Regions from separate parts of the Homo sapiens genome. Here all the other regions are linked to region 4. Evidence: chromatin contacts called from ENCODE Hi-C or POLR2A ChIA-PET data. All regions are on one chromosome and are shown on one strand. The core of a region is the stretch at or near the end of the contact, and the rest is flanking DNA. Distances in the headings are between cores, read along the strand shown.

Region 1 (4,061 bases), core at 38-2,537, 4.1 Mb before region 4:
TAATAAGTGATGAGACTATTTCTCAAAAACTCAAGTTCTAACAAATTTCCTCTTTTATAGTTCCTAGATGTCCTTTTCATATAATTCACAAAACTTTTATTCCCTCCTTCAAATCCCTGAATATTATCACATGAGCATTGTATGAGGGAAAAGCGTCTCAAGATTTTTATCTTATCTGTTTCTAAATCTCCTCTGGGCCTGTGCAACTCAGTTATGTCAGCTAGATTACAATGATCCCAACCTTGAAGATCCTGAGGAAGATTGCACAACATCCCTCAAGCATTTTTCTTACTGCCATAGTTTGTATTCTAAAATGGCAGAAACAGAGCTAAAATATTGATTTGTTTTTCTTTATCTAATCCATATCTTTCAGTCCTTTAGGACAACTGCGCTGTTTTCAAAAATTCAAATCGACTTTAACCACCACCCGAAGTGCAGCCTATAGGTAACTTCCCTAGATTATTATTAAACTCCTGAGAAGGGTGAGAGCCAAAGTATCAAGAGTGCCAAGGAGAAATGCAGAATCTCACAGGAAAGCAGAATTTTTTTTAAAAAGTTCCTGTAAGAGAATGGTGCCTTGAAACAGAAACTTAAACTGTGATGAGTTCTCCAAAGGTCCGTGAGAAAAAAGGATAGGTGAGAAACAGAGTTAAGAGTCGGTGACAGGGCAAAGGGCACAGAGGCATTTCTCAACTGCAGAGATGGGAGAACCCTGGAGGTTGGCCACCTCCCTTTTCATCCCATGGTTGATCGAACTCCCTCTACATATCCCAGACTAGGATCGCCCGGCCTGTCCTTATTTTAGAAGAAGTCACCTCTCCCACCCCCTTCTCCCAATGCCCCCTTTCAAGCACGTTGTCACCCACCTCCAAGGACCGTGCCCAGGAAGATGCATTTCTTTTTGTGGCGTTTCAGAAAATTCCATACAGACCTCAGCATCTTTAGGCCCTAGGGGTGTGGGCTGACTAGGGGTGAGGGACTGCTTCACCAGGAAACTGTTTCTTCGTCACCTGGCCCAGATGACCCAGCAAGAGCGCCGTCGTCCCGTTCTGTGCTCTCCCGAAATCACAAACGTGACTTTCCGCAGAGACTGTCACCGGAGCGGCAAGGGGGCGTGGACTACAGCAAAGCAGCTACGCTTTCTGCCGCTGCCGCCGCGCAGCCGCCGCCGCTCACTGGTCCGACAAGCCCAGGTCCGTTCAGAAATAGCTCCCGAGTGCCTTTTCATTAGACTACCCCCGGAAACGGGGTCCCGGGCCCGCCGCGTTCCGCTGCCCGCGCTCCTCCTCTGCCGCGGGCTCTGTAGCTGAGTGGTGGCTGGGTATGGAGGCGAAGGCGGCACCCAAGCCAGCTGCAAGCGGCGCGTGCTCGGTGTCGGCAGAGGAGACCGAAAAGTGGATGGAGGAGGCGATGCACATGGTGAGGAGCCCGGGAGGTAGATGCTGCGGGGTGGGACCTTTCTCCAGCCCTCAACCCGACCCCGGCATTTGAGCAAACGTTCTTTCTCGTCACCATAATTTTTATGGCAGTCAGATGTTCTGGGTGAACAACTGGCTTTACTGCCTCGAAACTTTCTGTAGCCCATTCTCACAGTGGCTCTGGGCGAAGGAAGGGGAGGAAATACACAAATTATTTGTTTCATTGCGGTGGAGTATGCTGCAGACTTAACATTCTGTCGCCGGCTGGCACGTGCTGCCTCCCTTTCCTTTCTGTGGTCACACACTCTCCAATCTACAAAGTCACATTATTTGAGGTTTTGGCCCTTGGAACATGTCCAGCAGAAGGAAGGAAACTGAGAACGTTTCTGGTAGAGAGCAGTATGGAAACAAGTCCCTGTACAATCGGCGTCTCGCATTCATTCATTATTTCCTCTGCCCTTTTACTTCCTTCCCTCACTCCCTTCAGGACTGCGAAATAAAGGGGGCTTTCAACAGAATGCTGTGTGCTAGCGAGCTTCTTAACTGGGAAAAAAAGTTTGTTTGTAAATATATGTATTTACATTTTAATAACTACATACAGCCACGTGCCACACAATGACCTGTCGGTAAAGGTCGTTATCCTGGAGCATTAAATCTACTCACCTTAGCCCTATTGTCCCATCCAAGTACTAACCAGGCCTGACCCTGCTTAGCTTCCGAGATCGGGGGACATTCAGGGTGGTATGGAGGTAGACAACCCTAGTTTCTATGTAGACTTCTGGGCTAAACACTTTCGCTACCTTTTAGGTTGACCCTGGGCTAGCACATGTAAATACATTTACATACGTTTACAAACAAACTTTTATCCCAGTTAAGAAGCTCGCTAGCACTTTTCAGCTCCATTATAATCTTATAGGACCACATATACAGCGGTGGTGCTATAGGATTATAATGAAGCTGAAAAGTTCCTGTTGCCCAGTGACATGTAGCCCTCCTAACAAGTACTTTTTTTCCTTTAAGACCTTGAAGAAACTTGTATATGCTAAAACCCAAGAAGCAGCTGCCTCCTTAATCCTGTGTAGGAGGACGTAAACTATGGAATCACATCCCTAGGTGTTTATAATACAATTAAGAGACAAAAAATGTCAAAGCCAGAGAGGTCTAGAAATTCTTTGAAAACATCTACATGTTTAAAAAGATACAAAGTAGCATGGCCAGATGCAGTGGCTCATGCCTGTAATCCCAAAACTTTGGAAGGCAGAAGCAAGAGGATCTCTTGATCTCAAAAGTTGAAGAACAGCCTGGGCAACTTAGCCAGACCCCGTCACTACTAAATAAAAATTTAAAAATTAGTAGGGCATGGTGGCATGTGCCTGTAGTCCCAACTACTCAGGAGGCTGAGGAAGGTGGATTGCTTGAGCCTTGGGAGATTGAGGTCGCAGTGAGCCGTGTCTGTGCCACTGTACTCCAACCTGGGAGACAGAGCCAGACCCTGTCTCAAAAAAGAAAAAGATACAAAGTAAAGGAAATACAAAGAAGGAAAATATTTGCGACATATATAAAAGGACAGGTTTAATAACCGTAGCATATAATTTATATAAAATCTAAGTACTTTCCGACGTAAAAGGAAAGATGTATACCCTAATACTGAAAAAGGTCAAAGGCTATGAATATATTTCTTTTTAAAATTTCTTTTTATTTTTAGAAGATTTTTTTTTGGTTTAGACAGGGTCTCTCTGTGTTGCCCGAGCTGGTCTTGAACTCCTGGGCCCGGGCAGTTGTCCCACCTCAGCCTCCCAAAGTGCTGGGATTACAGGTGTGAGTTACCACACCTCACCTGAACATGATATTTCTAAAAGAAGTGACGAGTGAGTAGCCAGCAAATAAATGAATACACAATTTCACTATTAATGAAATTCAAATTAAAATGATACACAATTTTTTACCTGTTAAATTGGCAAAAGTGAAAGCAATTTTAATGCTTGGTGATAATAAGGGTGTGCATGTTTGAGGTGTTTGTTGGTTGGGAGGAGCTGAATTTAGAAAACCCTTTTTTTTTGTATGTAACATGTATATTACAGTTTTTATTTAATATGCTGATAAAGTTAACTCTAGTTAAGCCAAAGTTGAAAGTTTTAAGTTTAATTTACTTTTTTTAAATTATTATACTTTAAGTTCTAGGGTACATGTGCACAATGTGCAGGTTTGTTACATATGTATACATGTGCCATGTTGGTGTGCTGCACCCATTAACTCGTCATTTACATTAGGTATATCTCCTAATGCTATCCCTCCCCTCTCCCCCCAACCCCATGACAGGCCCCGGTGTGTGATGTTCCCCACCCTGTGTCCAAGTGTTCTCATTGTTCAATTCCCATCTATGAGTGAGAACATGCGGTGTTTGGTTTTCTGTCCTTGTGATAGTTTGCTCAGAATGATGGTTAACAGCTTCATCCATGTCCCTACAAATGAAAAGGATGAACTCATCCTTTTTTATGGCTGCATAGTATTCCATGGTGTATATGAGCCACATTTGCTTAATCCAGTCTATAATTGATGGACATTTGGGTTGAGTTCCAAGTCTTTGCTATTGTGAATAGTGCCTCAATAAACATTCTTGTGCATGTGTCTTTATAGCAGCAT
Region 2 (4,391 bases), core at 84-2,583, 3.5 Mb before region 4:
CATTATGGCCGGATGGTGCTTGGAAAACAATTTGCACAAGTCCTGAAACCCCGTGAGAACATACAAAATAAGAGCATTTGGCGAATATGCAGTTATTTCCGGGAGTTGTGAATGACTTAGATCTAGGGGCTATACAATAGCTTATTGTAGAAGAACTGTTTGAATTCTCTTTTTATTTGGATTTTTTTTTAAGTTGACAGACAACATCTGATGGCAAATGACTTTTTTTTTTTTTCTAATTTGCTCATGAACTCAAGCTTCACTTTCTAACAGCGTTTTAGATGTTTCTACCTTTTTATTTTTGGCATTCGCTGGTTGGTGACAGTGAAGTCATGATTTTAAAATTGGGGTTACAGAGATGTTGTTTCCTGGCCACAGAGTCTCACAAATGCACTATCACCACTACGTTTCTGAACAACATGAGAAAAATGATCACAGAGGAGACCATTTGGGCAACACCTGACTAGATTTTTGTCCTTTTGAATAATGTAGAATGCTTCAGAACCCACTTGAAGTACAGTAATCCCCTTTATCTGCATTGTACCTTACACGGAAGTCCAGGTTGGTCTCGGACCAGTCACTGAGGTTTCCCCTCCACTTCCTGCTGTGGGCTCAGTGTCTTTGGGGAGCCCCTGCTAACCAGAAGTCTCCCTCACAGGTCATTTCTTTGTGTCATCTTTCTAAGGATAAAAAGGGGCATTAGACTTTTGAAAGTTGAGTGATATAACCTAGATTTCATTGCTGATTGCATTTTATGGTCTCCAAGCCAAGCATTTGGTTTGTGCATTGAAGGCTTTACGCTTGTCTGTTTGTATCAGACTTTACAGTTATCTCTTTAATAAGTAAATTACTCACGCTTCTCTTTTGTGAAGCTTGATTTCAGTGCTTGATCCAGGCAGTGTGCCTGGGCTTAGCAAGGCCCCCTCTCCAGCTGACTGCTGAGGCAGTTCCAAAAAAGGTAGTCATTACTGCTATTGATTTCTGTAGCACATCGGTCATGTTAGAATTATTTGCAGTGAGAGGGGAGTCAACTCCTTGCATATGACTTTTAGTTTCACCACCAATGTATTGTACATTGAAGTCTTCAGTATCTTTGAGTCTTCAGTGTCTTGGGGGCAGTGACCCAAGCAAGTCAAAGGAGATTCTTTTCACTTTTTTCTCTGGGAATGGCTTGGGGAGAATCCTGGATATTAAAGTGGTGCAGTAGGTGGAACTGGGAGACATAAATTCTCCTTTTCTTTTTTTTTTTAACCCCTTGCTGTCTGTTTTTTAGTGAAAAGCGATGCAGTTACCTGCCATTTCCCCCTTACCAGGATGTGGTAAAAAGTAACGAGAGAATGGTTGTCAAGCGTTGTCAAATACTGAAGACAGATATTTTATAAAGTGCCAGCTTTTACTGAAAACAAACACACCAAAAAACAACAAAACCAGCAAACAAGCATAATTTATCAGAAGGTCTCAAATTTCAGACACATTAACATCCTGGTGTTTCAGTTGGGAAAACATAGCCCTGTGAGCTTGTGATAATGTTGAACTGGCAGTAATAAGAAATAAGTGAAAGAATACTTTCACTTCTTATATATGCCTCCACCATAGTGTATTTTTAATAAGTTTGCATACTGAGATTTTGGAAATCTGTGGATACAAATATAATTTTACACTTTCATACCAGTAAAGCCTGAGTCCAACGTTGACACTCTTCCTTTTAAATGGCTCACTTAAGCATATGAACAGAAGCACTGCATAAAAAACTCAGTGGGGAGACTCAGGAAAACAGATTCCTTTCTTATTGTAGATCCATGAACAAAACCTATCTCAGCAGATAATTCAGTATAGTTGAGAGGTTCCCCAGAACTAATTTTGGTTTCTACCACGTGGTTATTAATACATTAAGTATTTGCCCATTAAAATTAAAGGCTCCTCAAATTCATACTGTTTGTGCCCATTTTGTTTTTGTTTGTGATTTTTATTATAACACAAAGACAGTTTAAAACACACTGTACTCTTCTTCTTCTGTCCTTCCTAATGATAAGATGGTGCTCTGGGGATGACGGTTACTTGTACAGAAGGTTGTAGCGGAAGAGGCCAGTGTGGAATGATTAGTCCTTTCCCTGCTGTGCACACACAAAGATTGGTCCTTCATCCTCACAGTCAGCATTTCTCATGTGGCCTGGAGCTCAGTGGAGACTTCGCCTATCAAGCTTGGGGTCAGCTTTTGCCTGTGTTCAAAAAAGTTGCTCTTGTGGGTGAACTTACCACGTGGGTGGTTCATCTATTGTAGCCCACAGACACTCCATGTGACTGGGACCCTTAATGAAGCGGGTTTCATAAGCTCCCTCTTACCTACTTTCTTTGGAGCCAATTCCCTTCTCTTTACCTTTTGGGAAGAAAACCAGCATGGTGGTGAGAACTGAAAGTGAAGTTGCAGATGACTAAGCCAAACTTTTTCTGCTTTTAGTTGAGGAAAAAAAGGACCAGAAAGAAGTTACTTAACGTTCCTTGCCCGGGTCATGGAGTCATTTGTGGTGGAGTGGACCTGAAAGCTGTGCCTGCTTTCATTCTTTTTCCTACATCCGGCCCAGTAGGACTTTTCCCTGGGGGAGATTATTGCTTTAATACTGGGTGGCTGCGAGCATTTCAGGAACGTGTGCATGTTCCTGGGTTGTCATTTGATGCTTGGGGAGGAATACAGCTGCTGTTTATGGAAAAGCTTAAGAAGCAGGATGTGGCATTGGTGGCAGGGTTCACATTCACAGAGGAGTTTGTGCAGTGCCTTCCCTGGAAAATTTCAGTTACATTCAGGTGATACCAAGTTCATCCCGTGCCCTTTCTGCCAGCCTCCTAAAGTTCGGCTGTCTTGATTGGACATCTTCAATTAAAAAACAAATGTCACACTTTGTAATTCTGAAGAATACTATGGGTTTTTTTGTAGAATTTCTCTTGGTTGAGCACGATCTTTAGGATGAAGTTTGAGTAATACAATTAGTCTAAAGGATTTTTGTTATAATCACTTGCTTAAACATCAGGAGCCTAGTGACATGTACCAAAAAGTTATTGCAGCAGAGTTACAATGTTACCGGTTTTCTTAGCTCCAGCATGGTTAGGCATTTGGAGCCAGATAAGTCTTTGTTGTGGGCGACTATCCTGTGCATTGTAGAATACTTACCAGCATCCCTGGCCTCTACCCACCAGGGTACAATAGCATACCCCTTCCCACTCCCAGTCTTGGCAACCAGAAAGAACTCCCAGACATTGCCTAGTGTCTCTTAAGGGGGCAGAATCACCCTAATTGAGAACTACCACAGGCTAACAATAAATCTGAGGGGGATGGCACAGCCACCAGCCTGAACCGGGTTTTTATGAACAACACAGAGCTTGAATTTAAGAAACCAGAGTAAGAAACAAAGACTGAGAACATTATGTGACTAAACAGTGAATATTCCCAGTCAGTGACAGAGTGAATGGCAACCCCAACCAGGGAATTCCCCGGTTGCCTTGTGGTAGGAATTCCCTTCTCTTCCTCAATTCTCTTGCCCTCAATTCTAGGACACTCCCTTTTCAAAGGCTGCTCTAGCTTCTGATTCACTTATTTTCCCTGCCCTCTTTTCTTTTCCATTCTTCTGCCATCTCTGCTGCTACCAATGCCTGGACCACCACTGCTGCCCTGACAAAAGACAAGAGCCACTGAGATTCTTCCTACTGATGCCCCTGGCCCATCTGTGTCTTGCTATTCTTACTTTGTTATTTACCTCTTAGAGTTTCACCTAGACTTTTACGGTCCTTGTAGGAAAAGGCAGTTTCATATCCTATTGACTCAATTTCTCAGTGTGACTATTTGACAAGAAGCTATGCCATCTAAGGTGGGTAGGTTCTATGTTGCTCTTATTACATTGCCTTAGGCGAATTCTAAATCAGGTTATACAGGCTTTTGAAGGGTGGCCTTGCATGCCAACCAGTATTTATGACACTGGTTTTAGAGGGAAACACATTCCAAATTTCAAATAGTAAGCTTAAAAGTGAACTGTTAGAGTATGATTCATTTTAAGTAGGAACTATTCTGGGAGCCGGAAGAACAGGTGCTAGCACCTGTTACAAGTGAATTCTTATCGAAACCACAGGGAGACCCTTTGGGTAGCCAGCTTAGAGTCCCTTCTCTACTGGGAGTGTAACTTCTCACACTAAGCCCCAGGCTCAGAGGGCAGACAAGCTGGATTAGCTAGGGTTTGCTTCTCTGATGTGGAAAAAAAAATAGATATCTGGTAATTTCCTTGGATTCCTTTTGGACATGATCTTGTGTACAAATCTGTGCCAAATGAACTTAATCTGCCAAGAGAGGAAAAGAAAAATACCTTAATCTATGGATCTAGCTACCAACTGAAGGAAGTCAATAA
Region 3 (4,021 bases), core at 589-3,088, 3.6 Mb before region 4:
AAAGTGAAAAAAATTTCAAAAATCACATTTTGTGTGTTAAATGGATGTTTAAAATGCAACTGCATACATTGAAAAGAAAATGATGATTGGGACAGTTTTTTAAATTAAAGGCTTCAAGTTAAGTTTAAAAAGGTTGGATATTAAAGAACCTATACAATGAAAGAAGAAGTTGCTTAAGTGGAAGTAGGCCCTGAATTTAAATGAGATCAACCTAAGAGAAGGACAAAGTGAAACTTAGGCCAAATTGTTCAGATTTTTCTCCTCTGAGAAAAAAATCGGTTAAAAAATGTATCACCGCTTTATTTTGCTGAGTTGCCCTTCACGGCACCGTCGCCATTGCATAGGGACCTCAAAAATACACTGATTGTGGGTCAGAATGAAAAACAAAACAAAACAAAACAAAAACGAAACCAGCAGCGCTATTCTCGCAGGCATTAAGGGGCTGCCCTTCCTTTGTAATGCACTCATTTTTAATGAAAAGAGAAGGGGATATTTTATATGTCCTCACATTTGGTCCCTTTCCGCGAAATTTGAAACTGGAGACACAAAACATTCCGCAGTTGCTGGTGAAATACCTGCTTTAAAAGCAGAACCACAGTTATTGTCTTTGGCCCGGAATTCCAGAGACTCATTTCCACCCCTCCCACGGAGTCACCTGCTCAGGGGGAACCCCGGCCAGAAAGCCGGGTCGCGCCAGGTCAAATCTTGCGCGTCTCTTGTTTACTCCGCCCCGGGCAGGGCGGCGGCGCGGCCAGGGGGTGGGGAGGACCGCTGGGGCCCGCGGCGTCCTGGGCGCTCGGCTCTGCTCCGCAGGGTGCGGGGGCTGGGGCGCCCGCGAGGTGCTGCGCGCGGTCCCCGCTGGGGGGGAGACCACCCGGAGGAGGCGCTCCGGGACCCGGCCCCCCTCCCCAGCAGTCACTCGTCGCGCTCGGGCACCGTGGCACCCTAGGAACCTCCCCCGAGGGTGCACACCAGTCCACATAGGCAGGGTAACGGCCCGAGAGAGCCCCGGTGTCCCCCGGGTGTCGCCCGGCCGGGGAGGAAGCCCAGAGCTTCGGCTCCCACTCGCCTGGGATTCCCCCGCCTCCCGGCCCCGCTCTCCCAGGGTTGGTTGTGATTTCAACTCCGGTCCCTTCCGTGGAGAGGGAAGCGCACAGGCTGAAGGTGGCAGCTCGCCCCGAGGTTCCAGCGCGGCCCACCAGGAAACCGGCAGCTGCTCTTCGCGCCGCTGCCCACACCTATTTGAATCCCCTGGCGAGGGCGGGCCGCGGTCCCCGAACTGGGGGTGCCGGGGGCACCCTGGTGAGTGACCTCAGGGAAGGTAATCCGGGCGTTTCGAGCACGTGAATAGTTCGCGCGCCCGCAGGGGCACGGAAAGTGCTAGTAAAACCCTACAAAGCTCCAGAAACCCAGCCGGGAGCCACAGTCTGATTTTGCTTTTCTTGACCGATAACATAATTGTGAGTAGAGGCAGGGGGCGAGGAGAGGCCAGGGATCCGGAGTACTGGTTCCAAATCTAAGGGCACTACTAATTATACAATTCCGTTCGTCAGGAAGGCAGACAACGATTCTCTGGGAAATGGGGAAGGGGTGGGGACGGAGGACGTTTCCACATCCTTAAAGGAAATTCTCAGGCTCCTAGAGATGCCCAAGTTTTTTTGCATGACAAGTAGAGACCAGCTCTCCGGGGAGTTCCCCGCTCCGACCGAGCGAGTGCGCGGCCGCGATCTCCCCGCCCGCAGCGGCAGCCGTGGGGCCCGGCCCTGCCCTCCCGACCGCCTCCCTCCCCCGTCGCCCCGCGCGCCGCACATCCCTCTCTCGCTCACTGGCTCCAGACTGGTTTTTCTGGTTCAGCCTCCCTCCCTGGGACGCGCTGGGGGATCCGATGACGTCGTTGGCTGAGTCTCTCCCTCTTCCTCCCTCCCTCCCTCCGCCTCTCCCCCCGTCCGCCCTCGCCGCGCACTCCTCCTAGTAACTTCTGTTCGGGGAGGCGCTGCCAGGAATAACCCGGTGCGTCCACAGCCCGGGAGGGGAGGCGGCCGCTGCGGCTCCCGCACGCAGACAGCTGCGGCCCGGGCCTCGCGGCTCCCGCCTGAGCCCGGCGGCCCCTGCCCCGGGCCCATCTCCGTACAGTGTCAGAAAAATAAATAAAGGCAAGAGGAGCCTGGGCTGGCGGTCGGGATCTTTTCCCTCCCTCCGCGCCCGCCCTCCCTCTGTCCTTAAGGAAATGCTACCAGACACCCCCCACCAGACACGCTCAGCCTTGGCGAGGAGCGGCCGCCGCGGCAGCGAGAACAAGGGCACCAGGGGGGTTTCCTCCCCCTCCTCCTCTCCCTCCTCCTCCCCGTCCTCCTTCTCCTCCTCCTCAGCGGTGACTTTCCAGGTGAGCGGCCGCCGCGGCTGCGAGGATCCCCCTCGCCCGCTGGGGCTCGGGCCGCCGCGTCGCGCCCTCCTCCCGCCCCTGTCACCCGGCGGCGGCCGGGAGCTGACAGCCGCCCGAGGGGCTCGCGGCCCGGAGGCGGGCGGCCGGCGGGAGGCGGGCTGGAGGTGAGGGGGTGGAGAGGAGGAGAGCGGGGCGCCGCCGAGCGCCGTCGTTCCCCGCAGGAGGGTCTCCGCACAAACATCTTCGGTGACTGTGGCACAAGTCTTTGCCAAGTTGTGTCTTGGACCTTGACGCTCCACGGAGCCCAGAGCAACTTGGAGGGTCTCCCGGCTCGTTCACAGCGTTCCTCCACGTCTCGCGTCTGGGGTGCTGGGTGCAGCCTCGGGGTGCGCGGAGGGCGGACCGGCCACCGCGAGAGCGGAGCGGCGGGAATCTAGGTCCCTCCTCGGCTCGGTAAGTGGCCTGGACGCTGGGTTTTTCCTGCCTCCTTCGGCGCTGGGAGCTTGTTTCACTTTATATTGGAATCGCCGCCGCCGAACTCCGTCCCCCGCTCCCCGGCGTGTGCCCCCAGCCCCTTCCCGGTGGCCCGAGGGTGAGGGTCGGAGGGGGCGGGGATGGGGGAGACCGCGGGAGGGGTGTCGGGCGCGTGGGGAAATGCGGGGAATACCCTGGCCGCGGATCTATGCAGATGAGGGGAGGCTGCTTTGCGTAATGTCCTGGGGGGAGGGGGCCGCGCGGGAGCGCTGGAGGCAGGAATGTGCCTGCTTACTAATGAGCGACGTGCACCGGCGCGCACGGCCCGGCCACCGCTGCGGCTGCGGCGGCCGGCGGCGGCCCGTTGTCAGGTAGCGGGGGAGGGGGCCGCGGCGCGCGGCGCAGGCGGCCGGGCGGGCTGGCGGCGCGAGGCCCGGGCCGCCGGCCTGCGGCCGAGCGAGCGCAGCGAAGGCGCTGGCTCTGGGCATTTCAGTGACTCCCTTTACCTCCCGGGCAAGGAAGGAAGGAAGGAAGGAGCGAAGGAAGGAAGCGAGGAAGGAGGGGACTGTCTCGATGGAAGGTTCAGGCGGAGGCGCCCTCGCCTTGCGGGTGCACCGGCTGCAGAGCGGCTCTGGCCGCTGCCGGCTGGACCCGGGCGCGTGGAGACGGGTGGGGGCGGTTTGCATGCGTGTTTGTCTGTCCGTCTGGCGGGGGATCGGGAAGGGACATGTGTGTTTGGGCTGTGCACTGTGGGGAACTGGGTCTGCGCCTTTATGTCTGTTCCCTGAAGTGGGTGGAACGTTGGCCCGTTCCGGGAATGTTCCATGACGTGGTGCAGCCACAGGAAGGGGGTTAACGAGGGGCTCTCTGCCGCGGCGGCACTGCCGGCTGCTATCAAAGCAGATGTGCTGCTGCTGCTCCTCCTCCTCTTTCACCTCCTTTCACCCCCACCCCCCGCCTTTCCATTCTGTGCCTCTGGTACTGGTAGGGGTGAGACAGGAAAACATTGCTCTGGGTGTGTGCGTGTGTGTGTGTGTGTGTGGGTGTGTGGGGGAGGGGGTGCTGATGTGCATGTGTGGGGTCTGTCGTATTTGGTGGGGGGGGGGGGTGGACTCCAGATCCGCTCTGCTACCCCAGCTGTTATCACAGATCGGTGCGCTTTAT
Region 4 (4,640 bases), core at 364-2,863:
TCAGAATTTCCAGTCCTCAAGAAACAGGGCCTTTAAAAGTCTTGTGTGCAAGAAGGGGGAAAAAGACGAGGGGGGGGCGGGGAGGCGGACTCGCTCTTCGCAGCAGGAAGTCTTCAATGGCTATCGAGTTATGAAGAAACAACTGCCCAGAAGTCCTTATTCGGAGCGCTAAACTCGATTTTACCACATAAAGAGCAATGTAAAAGCTCAGAACAGCCCCATCATGGTGTTGGGGAAACAACTCGGCTTCCCCATGTGAGAAAGCCAGAGAGCTCCGACTTGGTAGTAGCCCAGACCTGTGTTAGGGGTTTTATTTGCAAGTCAATGAACCAAACGGGCGACCAGGCTCGTTGTGCCGCGTTGTGGAAGCAAGGTTATTATTATCGCCCATTGCCCCACTGAACAATTTCACTGAAAAGGAAGAGTCCCAGCCGTGTGTGTGCGCGTGGTGCCATACGGGACGTGCAGCTACGTGCCCACCTCCAGAACGACTTTATTTACAAAGCGATTACCACGTTATCTATTTGTTTTCCTTTTCCAGCAAGAGCAGCCTTACTCAGCCCTCAAATTTCTTAATTACAAACCCGTTTGCTTCTAAATCAACCCCAAACCGTCAGGCAGAGCCCGGAGGGAGGCTCTGCAAGTTTGTACACACCCCCACCTCCCGGATCCAGGGCAACAGCAGAAGCAAGTAACTGTGTATGTGCAAAAAGGTGGATCTGGGGACGAGGATCGCTGAGTTTGTTTACAGAGCAGAGACGCCTCAGCTCGGATGCCAAAGCTACCAAGAGCTGCAAACGCAAACTTAGCAGAAGCACACGTACCCCGGGAGCGGCAGGCGGGCCCGAAAGCGCGGACTGGAATTCCAGGGCGCGGGAGCGGGGGTGGCCGGGCCCTCGAGCGCGCTCCGTCCACCTGCAGCGGCTGCCCCTCCCCGCCCCCAGCTCCTGTCCTTGAAAGGAGTGGAGGAAAAAAATGCATCTACAAGCGGTGATCTAGAGTAGGTCTACCCACTGCCCGTATGAAAACACAAAGGCACAGCCTAGGAAGGCGCGCTCAGGAAAGGGCGCATTATTTGTCCGGGTCTTTAAAACCCAACTCGAGGAAGCACAGCCATTCTTCGCTGCCTGTGGAAGCTTTTGCAAAACCGGGGAGGCACAAGGGCACTCTGGAGGGCGGGGGGCGCTGGGCGAGTCCCCTTTTCCCGTAGAGAGCGGGGCAGATCGCTAGGTGAACCGAGTGAGAAAGCTGGGGGTGGGGTAGATCCAGCCTGAGGGGGGCGGTGAGCTCTCCTCGTGGCTATCCCGGCAGGCTCTACCTTCGGGCGGGGCGGCAGGGGAGGATTTTCCCCCTGCCTCGGGGGTGGCTGAGCCAACCTCGCGTTTCTGGGCCGGGAAGAAACCAGAGTCGGGGGGCGACGGGGCGACTGGGCGGCCCCCGGGCCCCGCAGCCTCTGCAGCACGTGCCGCGGGCGGCGGGGACGCGGCTCCGGGACCCGGTCCAGGGTGTTCGCGGTGTTCCGGAATCCGCGTCTTGGCGCCGCCCGCCCTGGAGGCTCTCGCTCCGCCTTTCCGAAATGCCTATATTAACTGTGGCCAAAGCCCTAAGAAACACAGCTCATTGTTGGCAGCTGCCGGGCGGTCCTGCCGAGCTGTGAGGGCAACGGAGGGGAAATAAAAGGGAACGGCTCCGAATCTGCCCCAGCGGCCGCTGCGAGACCTCGGCGCCGACATCGCGACAGCGAAGCGCTTTGCACGCCAGGAAGGTCCCCTCTATGTGCTGCTGAGCCGGTCCTGGACGCGACGAGCCCGCCCTCGGTCTTCGGAGCAGAAATCGCAAAAACGGAAGGTAAGCGCGACGGGCGAAGCTGGCTGGGGCTCTTGCCAGCCCAGTCCTCCGAGGGCAGGGTTTGCCCGGAGGAAGAGCGTGAGGCGAAGCTGGGGAATAACAACAGGATGTGCAACAACAGGATGAGGAGGGCTGATTTAATGCCTGAAGTTCGCAGCAGGGCTACGGGGCACTTCCTTTATTAGGCCACTTCGGGGAGCAAAGGGGGTGTGGGCTCGGGTCCCCCCGCCCGATCGCAGGGGAAGGGGCTGTTTGTGCAGCGTCCGGCTGTGTTATGAGTGGTAGCTCTTCCGTGGTGGCTAGCCCGGGTGCACAGGCTGTTAGTGGGATCTTGGGGGTGGTGGTTCGCAGCCGACGTGCGCCCGGGAATCCTGGGGGGCAGAGGCGAGCAAAAGTGGGGTGCGCTGTGGTGGGCGACACGTGTGGCGCGGGTCTCATTATCTGCCCTTTTCACTTCCAGGACTGGAAATGGCAGACCATATGATGGCCATGAACCACGGGCGCTTCCCCGACGGCACCAATGGGCTGCACCATCACCCTGCCCACCGCATGGGCATGGGGCAGTTCCCGAGCCCCCATCACCACCAGCAGCAGCAGCCCCAGCACGCCTTCAACGCCCTAATGGGCGAGCACATACACTACGGCGCGGGCAACATGAATGCCACGAGCGGCATCAGGCATGCGATGGGGCCGGGGACTGTGAACGGAGGGCACCCCCCGAGCGCGCTGGCCCCCGCGGCCAGGTTTAACAACTCCCAGTTCATGGGTCCCCCGGTGGCCAGCCAGGGAGGCTCCCTGCCGGCCAGCATGCAGCTGCAGAAGCTCAACAACCAGTATTTCAACCATCACCCCTACCCCCACAACCACTACATGCCGGATTTGCACCCTGCTGCAGGCCACCAGATGAACGGGACAAACCAGCACTTCCGAGATTGCAACCCCAAGCACAGCGGCGGCAGCAGCACCCCCGGCGGCTCGGGCGGCAGCAGCACCCCCGGCGGCTCTGGCAGCAGCTCGGGCGGCGGCGCGGGCAGCAGCAACAGCGGCGGCGGCAGCGGCAGCGGCAACATGCCCGCCTCCGTGGCCCACGTCCCCGCTGCAATGCTGCCGCCCAATGTCATAGACACTGATTTCATCGACGAGGAAGTTCTTATGTCCTTGGTGATAGAAATGGGTTTGGACCGCATCAAGGAGCTGCCCGAACTCTGGCTGGGGCAAAACGAGTTTGATTTTATGACGGACTTCGTGTGCAAACAGCAGCCCAGCAGAGTGAGCTGTTGACTCGATCGAAACCCCGGCGAAAGAAATCAAACCCCCAACTTCTTCGGCGTGAATTAAAAGAAACATTCCCTTAGACACAGTATCTCACTTTTCAGATCTTGAAAGGTTTGAGAACTTGGAAACAAAGTAAACTATAAACTTGTACAAATTGGTTTTAAAAAAAATTGCTGCCACTTTTTTTTCCTGTTTTTGTTTCGTTTTTGTAGCCTTGACATTCACCCACCTCCCTTATGTAGTTGAAATATCTAGCTAACTTGGTCTTTTTCGTTGTTTGTTTTTACTCCTTTCCCTCACTTTCTCCAGTGCTCAACTGTTAGATATTAATCTTGGCAAACTGCTTAATCTTGTGGATTTTGTAGATGGTTTCAAATGACTGAACTGCATTCAGATTTACGAGTGAAAGGAAAAATTGCATTAGTTGGTTGCATGAACTTCGAAGGGCAGATATTACTGCACAAACTGCCATCTCGCTTCATTTTTTTAACTATGCATTTGAGTACAGACTAATTTTTAAAATATGCTAAACTGGAAGATTAAACAGATGTGGGCCAAACTGTTCTGGATCAGGAAAGTCATACTGTTCACTTTCAAGTTGGCTGTCCCCCCCGCCGCCCCCCCCACCCCCATATGTACAGATGATAATAGGGTGTGGAATGTCGTCAGTGGCAAACATTTCACAGATTTTTATTTTGTTTCTGTCTTCAACATTTTTGACACTGTGCTAATAGTTATATTCAGTACATGAAAAGATACTACTGTGTTGAAAGCTTTTTAGGAAATTTTGACAGTATTTTTGTACAAAACATTTTTTTGAAAAAATACTTGTTAATTTATTCTATTTTAATTTGCCAATGTCAATAAAAAGTTAAGAAATAACTTGTTTTCTAGAAGTCATTTGGGGGTGGTTGTTCCCTTTGGTGGCTTTTTTCCCCCCGTCTTTGAGTTGAACACTATTGATGAGAGTAAGCATTCCAAAGGATAAATTACAGGACACTAAAACAGGTCATGATGAGCTTAAGCGGAGAGCAGGATTTAACATAATTGGCATAATGCTTCATTGTTATCATTGTAACATGCCTCTTGGTGTGCTTTAATCAAAAGCTGCAAAGTTGTCACTGCTTTTTTTTTTTTCTTAATTGCCATCATATCAAGTGTACTCCAGAGTTAGAAAGGTTTGCAATACTCAACATTATCTTTTTCAATGGGCAGGAGGCAAAAAAAATCAAGTGTTTCTGTTTATACCTGATTCAACTACTTAAATAGAGGTAGATTGGAATAATACACTGATTGATTGATGGGTGGCATTAAATATAAATCTACCTTTATCTCCAGTGATGAGAGTTTTATTTCTCAGCAAAAGTGCCAAGGATAGGTACATATTTTCTAGCGTAATCTCTGAAACAGTGTCTGACTGGTTTATAGTTCTGAGAAAGATGAGGCAGAATTCCACTTTGAGGCTTTTGTCCTATAATATTTAAAATGTACTCAGGTTGACTCAAAGGTCAAATTAC

The links. A loop is a pair of places that touch in the nucleus more often than their neighbours do. ChIA-PET counts read pairs that join two places held with the same protein, here RNA polymerase II (POLR2A). Pooled maps may share reads with other maps.
Region 1: a map of B cell shows a loop between it and region 4 (16-fold over the local background). The contact joins the promoter of ADAT2 here to the promoter of CITED2 in region 4. A Hi-C loop is called at or near these places in 3 of 168 maps with a recorded cell type or tissue (B cell and naive thymus-derived CD4-positive, alpha-beta T cell) and 9 of 50 pooled maps. POLR2A ChIA-PET finds 5 or more read pairs at or near these places in 1 of 52 experiments (CD4-positive, alpha-beta memory T cell).
Region 2: a map of naive thymus-derived CD4-positive, alpha-beta T cell shows a loop between it and region 4 (14-fold over the local background). The contact joins the enhancer-like site here to the promoter of CITED2 in region 4. A Hi-C loop is called at or near these places in 1 of 168 maps with a recorded cell type or tissue (naive thymus-derived CD4-positive, alpha-beta T cell) and 8 of 50 pooled maps. POLR2A ChIA-PET finds 5 or more read pairs at or near these places in 1 of 52 experiments (naive thymus-derived CD4-positive, alpha-beta T cell).
Region 3: a loop to region 4 is called in a map of naive thymus-derived CD4-positive, alpha-beta T cell, with 12 times the contacts of the local background. The contact joins the promoter of HIVEP2-DT here to the promoter of CITED2 in region 4. A Hi-C loop is called at or near these places in 1 of 168 maps with a recorded cell type or tissue (naive thymus-derived CD4-positive, alpha-beta T cell), 1 of 37 single-sample maps with no recorded cell type and 9 of 50 pooled maps. POLR2A ChIA-PET finds 5 or more read pairs at or near these places in 1 of 52 experiments (naive thymus-derived CD8-positive, alpha-beta T cell).

What each region holds. Positions count from the first base shown.
Region 1 is chr6:143,447,921-143,451,981 of GRCh38, reverse strand. ADAT2 (adenosine deaminase tRNA specific 2) reads left to right here and starts at 1,287. Exons shown (of 6, transcript NM_182503.3): 1 at 1,287-1,419. The coding sequence starts at 1,324. It overlaps PEX3 (peroxisomal biogenesis factor 3), which reads right to left and starts at 1,177. Exons shown (of 12, transcript NM_003630.3): 1 at 867-1,177. The coding sequence starts at 939. It also overlaps the pseudogene RNA5SP221. RefSeq lists enhancers at 1,337-1,496, 1,299-2,281 and silencers at 2,037-2,116, 2,177-2,256.
Region 2 is chr6:142,853,063-142,857,453 of GRCh38, reverse strand. All of the region lies in intron 1 of HIVEP2 (HIVEP zinc finger 2), which reads left to right. Among named protein-coding and RNA genes, the nearest start is that of HIVEP2, 90 kb to the left of the region's middle. Within about 2 kb of position 1,333, at least 6 of the 41 ENCODE cell types and tissues checked have a DNase peak (open chromatin) inside an H3K27ac peak, as active enhancers do.
Region 3 is chr6:142,944,306-142,948,326 of GRCh38, reverse strand. It overlaps HIVEP2-DT (HIVEP2 divergent transcript), which reads right to left and starts at 1,838. Exons shown (of 3, transcript XR_001744397.3): 1 at 1-1,838. HIVEP2 (HIVEP zinc finger 2) reads left to right here and starts at 3,151. Exons shown (of 10, transcript NM_006734.4): 1 at 3,151-3,228. RefSeq lists an enhancer at 572-621 and silencers at 662-1,071, 1,652-1,871, 1,922-2,551, 2,782-3,011, 3,212-3,311 and 1 more.
Region 4 is chr6:139,371,621-139,376,260 of GRCh38, reverse strand. It overlaps CITED2 (Cbp/p300 interacting transactivator with Glu/Asp rich carboxy-terminal domain 2), which reads left to right and starts at 1,613. Exons shown (of 2, transcript NM_006079.5): 1 at 1,613-1,848; 2 at 2,309-4,454. The coding sequence starts at 2,317. The coding sequence ends at 3,129. RefSeq lists silencers at 765-1,074, 1,245-1,624, 2,085-2,234, 2,805-2,904 and enhancers at 1,775-1,944, 2,455-2,514.